Linked DNA regions of Homo sapiens: region 2 is linked to region 1. Evidence: read pairs that join two places in POLR2A ChIA-PET (ENCODE). Cell type or tissue: HCT116. All regions are shown on one strand. Links, peaks and the distances in the headings refer to the core of each region. The heading gives the core; the rest is flanking DNA.

Region 1 (2,921 bases), core at 93-2,592:
TTTCTTCAGAAGTGCCCAGAGAGGTTTGTCCAGCATATGTATAGACACAGCCCAGAGGCAAGCCCAGATGTGTGCACACACCTATGCACCATCACATTCACATGTGTGCACATATGCATGCAGACACACATACATGCACATGCACACACATCTTGAAAAATTAAACTGGGATTACACTCAATATATGGGTTTACCATCCATTTTTTATAACTGCTGATAAACATTTTCCTATATCATGAAGCCATTTTCAGGAATATGATTATAAACAGCTGTACACTAGGTCATCTTGTGGCTGTGTATATTTCACCAGTCCTCTATGGTGGGTTATGTTATGTAGATTGCTTTCACTTTTACACGATAAATTATAACAGTAGTGAACATTTGTGTACATTAGTCTTTCAACATATCTAATTCTTCCTTAGGATAAAGTTGTAGAAATGAAATTTCCAAATAAAATATGAAAGATTATGAGGATACTGAAGTTTTTTCTTCCATATTTGAGGTCAATTTTCAATATAACAGAGTGATCAGTAATTTACTTTACCCTCATCAAACACTCTTGTCCTAGGTGAAAGTTAGCAGCAGGGCCCAGATGAGAACCAGGTCTCGCAGCTCCCTAACCTGTTCTATTACATTCGGTGGCCTCTAAATTGTCAGGGCCTGGCCTGGAATCCTCTCTTAACAATAGAACACTTATGTTCAGTTTTTTGAACCATGCAATTGTGTCACTAAGCTGACGCATTCCACTGGCTAACATAAAGAGAAGAGAGGGATGAAGAAGCCAAGACTGGGTGGTCCTGATCACTCTAGGAATTCAGTCAGAGTGGAGCCCTTTCGTCTCTCTGAGGTTTAGGAAAGAACTGTCAGGGACATGGCAGACCCCAGATCTAGGTAAGGAAGGTGAATCTAGAGATACATGTGAAGCAGAAAGGGTCCCAGTCACCCAGGAGAGCCTCCTCAATGAATAGTCTGATGGCTTTTCAGTTAAGTTCCTTAGACTTATTCCCATAGAAATCATTACTTTAAGCAGAACAGGGTATGCCTTCTAACATTAAGCTTAAAATAATCTAAACATTGAGAGATTTTTGCATTAAGCTTATCTCAAATAATGTTTCTTTCATATAAAATTCTTGCATCTTAGGGCTGGATGCAGTGGCTCATGCCTGTAATCCCAGCACTGTGGGAGGCTGAGGCGGGCAGATCACTTGAGGTCAGGAGTTCAACACCAGCCTGGCCAACATAGTGAAACTCCATCTCTAAGAAAAATACAAAAATTAGCCAGGCATGGTGGCAGGCACCTGTAATCCCAGCTACTCGGGAGACTGAGGCAGAAGAATTGCTCGAACCCAGGAGGTGGAAGTTGCAGTGAGCCGAGATCGCGCCACTGCACTCCAGTCTGAGCAACGAAGCAAGGCTCCATCTCAAAAATAAAAATAAAAATAAAAAAATTTGCATCTTTCTGGCTGATGATTTAAACTAAATACAATCTGCTTAAAATATGCACATAATAAATAATTTTACTAATTACAGCAGGATGACCACACATATAGCAACAGAACAATGGAGGAAAATGATAAACATAATAAAAATATCTCAACATCTCTAAAATGATAAAGTCTAAGCACAGCAAGTCAATAGCACACACTTGGTTAAAGAAAATAGTCTTGTCTGGCTGGGTACTGTAGTTTGTGCCTGTAATCCCAGTACTTTGGGAGGCCGAGGCTGGTGGATCGCGAGGTCAGGAGATCGAGACCATCCTGGCTAACACGGTGAAACCCCGACTCTACTAAAAATACAAAAAATTAGCCGGGCACGGTGGCAGGCGTCTGTAGTCCCAGCTACTCGGGAGGCTGAGGCAGGAGAATGGCGTGAACCCGGGAGGCGGAGCTTGCAGTGAGCCCAGATCATGCCACTGCACTCCACCCTGGGCAACAGAGTGAGACTCTGTCTAAAAAAAAAAAAAAAAAGAAAGAAAGAAAAGAAAAGAAAATAGCCTTGTCTGGGCACAGTGGCTCATGCCTGTAAATCCCAGCACTTGGGGAGGCTGAGGCAGGAAGACTGCTTGATGCTAGGAGCTCAAGCCCAGCCTGGGCAATATAGCAAGACCCCTCATCTCTACAAAAACAGAAAACATTAACCAGGCATGGTGGCACACCCCTGTGGTACTAGCTATTTGGGAGGCTGAGGTTGAGGCAGGAGGATCACCTAAGACCGGAGGTCGAGGCTGCAGCAAGCCATGATTGTACCACTGCACTCCAGCCTGGGTGACAGAGCAAATGCCTGTCTAAAAAAACAAACAACAACAACAACAACAAAAACCCAGAAAGAACAAAAATAGCCTGACACGCTTTCAATGGGCAAAAATAGACAAGTCTGGCAATATTGAGTACTGGAAAGGGTATAGGAAATAGGACAACAGGAAGTGCTGCTGGTGGACACAAACTGGCACAGGCACTAATGGCAGCAGTTTACCCAGAGAAGCTGAAAATGGACACCCCGCCCCTGCCGAAATCAGTCAGGGTTCTCAGCTGCCTGGTTGAGGCAGAAGAGGAATGTGCTGAAGTTTATTTTCAAGAGGAGCAGAGAACTGCCTACTCAGAGATCCCCAACCAGGCGGCAGGAGCCTCCTCTGCTGCTGTTCGTGGAGACCTCTGGGGAATCCTATCCCCCAAGGGCAAGAGGCCTCCGCTGCCACCCAGCATGGATGGCTCCCCACATACACGTGTCCCAAGTGCTCTGACACCATGTGTGTGGTGGGTCTGCCTGGCGGGCTAAGGGAAGCTGGTTTCTGAGCTGGGGAATGAAAAGGAATAACAAAGGACTCTCTAAGCACCAACAGTGTCGGGAAGATGAAGAAGGAGGAAATTACATGATGTCTGGGATTTGCCTAAAATAACCCAGGGGAAGGAGCAGTGGGTGGG
Region 2 (2,921 bases), core at 252-2,751, 180 kb before region 1:
AGAATAACTAACGATAATGGGCCAGGCAAAGTGGCTCATGCCTGTAACCTCAGCTGTTTAGGAGTCCGAGGCAGGTGGATTGCTTGAGCCCAGGAGTTTGAGACCAGCCTGGGCAATATAGTGAGACCTCATCTCTACAAAAACACAAAAATTAGTTGGGTGTGGTTGCGTACACTGTGGTCCTTGTACTCTGGAGGCTGACTTAGGAGGAACACTTTTGAGTCCAGGAGGTCGAGGCTGCAGTTCACTGAAACGGCGCCACTGCACTCCACCCTGAGTGACAGAGCGAGACCCTACCTCAGAAAAAAAAAGAATAATGATAATGTATTAAATTAGTTACCAAATAAAACTGATAAAATAATAAAATCCACAAGACTCTAAATACGTGAATAAATGGGGAGAAAGGAAAGTTCTTCCTTACAGTGCCAACTCACAAATATAGAAGGAGTGATGATGGATGGAATGTTGTTCTTTTTCAACCATCATAGTATTAGCTGACTTAGGTAAAAATCATCAGTGGTTGTTAAAACTAGTTAATGAAGGTTTGATGAGGACCATGATATTAACAGTTTCAAAAGAGTTCACTGTTAAATACCTGTTGATTTCAAAGGCAAAAATAGTATACCGGAGTAATCTAGCAGAACCACCTTAAGTGACTGAACTAGTTTTGTATTGCTGTGTAACAATGTTACCACACGTTTAGAAGCTTAAAACAGCCACAAATTTATGATCTCACAGATTTTGTTAGTTAGGAGTCTGGCCTGGCTTAGCTGGGTCCTCTGTTCAGGGTCTCCTAAGATTCTAATTCAGGTGTCAGCTGGGGCTCATCATCTGGAGGCTTAGTCTGGGAAGGATTCATTTCCTGCTCATGTGCTTGTGGCCACATTCAGCTCCTTGTGATGGTACAACTGATGGCTTCATTTTTTTTTTTTTTTTTTGCTGGCCATTGGCTGGAGAATGCCCTCAGCACGTAGAGACTATCTATCTGCAGTTCCTTTGCCATGTGGGTTCCCAACGTGGCCACTTGCTCCCTCACAGCCAGCAAAGGAGAGGAGACTCCAGCAAGATGGAAGCTGTCTTATGTAATATAATCATGTATTTGTAATAGTGAACATCCCATCACTTTTGCTGTATTCTGTCAGTTAGAAGCACTTCACAGGTCCCACCTAGACTCAAAGGGAGGAGTCACACAGGGCATGAACAGCAGGAGGTGGCAAGGACAGGGATGTCTTAGAGTCTGTGTGCCACAGTAATAAAAGTTGACATCACCAGTATTAGGACAAACCATACCATGTGCCTCCTGACTCACTGAAAGGGTCATGTATCTCTGCCAGGTATCTCTGCCAAGTGTGCATAACCTGCAGAAACATGAGACAAACCAAATACCTGAGGAACCATGTACCTGACCTGTATTCTTCCAGTGTCATTGTAATGAAAGACAAAGGCTGAAGAACTGTTTTTGATTAAAGGAGACTAAAGAGGGATGTGGTGGCTCACACCTGTAATCCCAGCACTTTGGGAGGTCAAGGTGGGAGGATCACTTGAGGATAGGAGTTTGAGACCAGCCTAGGCAACATAGCGAGATGCCATCTCTATAAAAAAATTTTTTTAAATTAGCCAGGTGTAGTGGGGCGTACCTGTAGTCCTAGCTATTCAGGAGGTGGGAGAATCACTTGAGCCTGGGAATTCAAGGTTATGAGCTTGGTTGTGTGAGCTATGGTTGTGCCACTGCACTCCAGCCTGGCTGACAGAATGAGACTCTGTCTCAAAAAAAGAAAAAAGCTAAAGAGATAAGACAACAAATGCAATGGATGAGCCTGGGTTAGGAAGGATAGTACAAAGAGCATGTTTGGGGAACAGTTGAAATTTGAATATAGACTGTGGATTAGATGTTAAATTTCTTATTTTTATAATTATATTGTGGTCATCTAAGACATGCCCTTATTTGTAGATATTTGGAGAAGAGATGGGCATAAAGTTTGTGACTTACTCTCCAGCGGTTTGTGAAAGAAAATGTGAATAAAGCAAATGGGGTAAAACATTGGTATTGATAAATCTGGTCAAAGGATATACAGGAATTCCTGATAATTTCTGTATATTTTTGAGGCGTTTCTGTAAGTTTAAAATTATATCAAAACAAAAAAAATGCCAAAAAACTTAAAGTGATACAAAAATTGGCTCAGAAGCTAGAACTCCAGAGGGGTGGGCTTCAGAGTTGGCTTTATTTAGAGCTCCACAGTCTTATCAAATACTCAGGTTCTTTTTGTCTTTCCGCCTTCTAGCCCTCAGTGTGTGCTTCATCCAGCAGCCACTTCCTCTTGAGATTTTAGGTGATTGCCAGTGACAATCAGGGCTGCATGCTTTCCCACTGAGCCAGTCGATATCCTTGCCTTTTCAGTCATTTTAATTCCTGAGACTTTTCTGTAAGTTTTAAGTGATATCAAAGGTAAGGACCTGTTAGAAAAGTCTCGAGAATAATCCAAGGAAGTCATTAAAATAGGTTTTATTGATAATATTTAAATTTTTCTTAAATTGGTAGTTAATTTGGTCTGGTGAAGTTTCACTGTTACTAGGGAAAAAAAAAACAGTGTAAACAGTGGCATATGCTAAAAATATGTTAGGACAGATACTGCCAGAAAGCCAGTTGTTATAGAAGTATAGTTTTCTACTGTATAGTCATTAAAATGTAATTTGGCCTTTTATGTGACCTCTAAAGGAAATCTTAGGCAGTATTCAAAATATTGTTTTTAATAACCAGGAATTTAGGGAGTGTTCTTGAAAGAATCATTTCTTCTGACAGAATTCAAAAAGAATTTTAGATTTGAGATATCTTATAATAATTTTACATTTCTAATTTAGTTTAAAAATGTGTATGTTTAGGAAGACGTAATTATGTCAAATATTAGACATAAGAAAATATT

The links. ChIA-PET counts read pairs that join two places held together with the same protein. Peaks named below come from ENCODE experiments on the same cell type or tissue, not always from the same donor. Only the 100,000 strongest peaks of a DNase experiment are listed, where the experiment ranks them.
Region 2: POLR2A ChIA-PET joins it to region 1 with 5 read pairs; 5 of 35 experiments call an interaction of 5 or more read pairs at or near these places.

The regions. Positions count from the first base shown.
Region 1 is chr18:12,415,694-12,418,614 of GRCh38, reverse strand. The region is part of intron 1 of PRELID3A (PRELI domain containing 3A); the gene reads right to left. Among named protein-coding and RNA genes, the nearest start is that of PRELID3A, 9.2 kb to the right of the region's middle. RefSeq lists an enhancer at 1,991-2,921. In HCT116, for the core only: no CTCF peak of the experiment used is centred there; no DNase peak of the experiment used is centred there.
Region 2 is chr18:12,598,120-12,601,040 of GRCh38, reverse strand. All of the region lies in intron 2 of SPIRE1 (spire type actin nucleation factor 1), which reads left to right. Among named protein-coding and RNA genes, the nearest start is that of SPIRE1, 59 kb to the left of the region's middle. In HCT116, for the core only: no CTCF peak of the experiment used is centred there; a DNase peak (open chromatin) is centred at 1,260.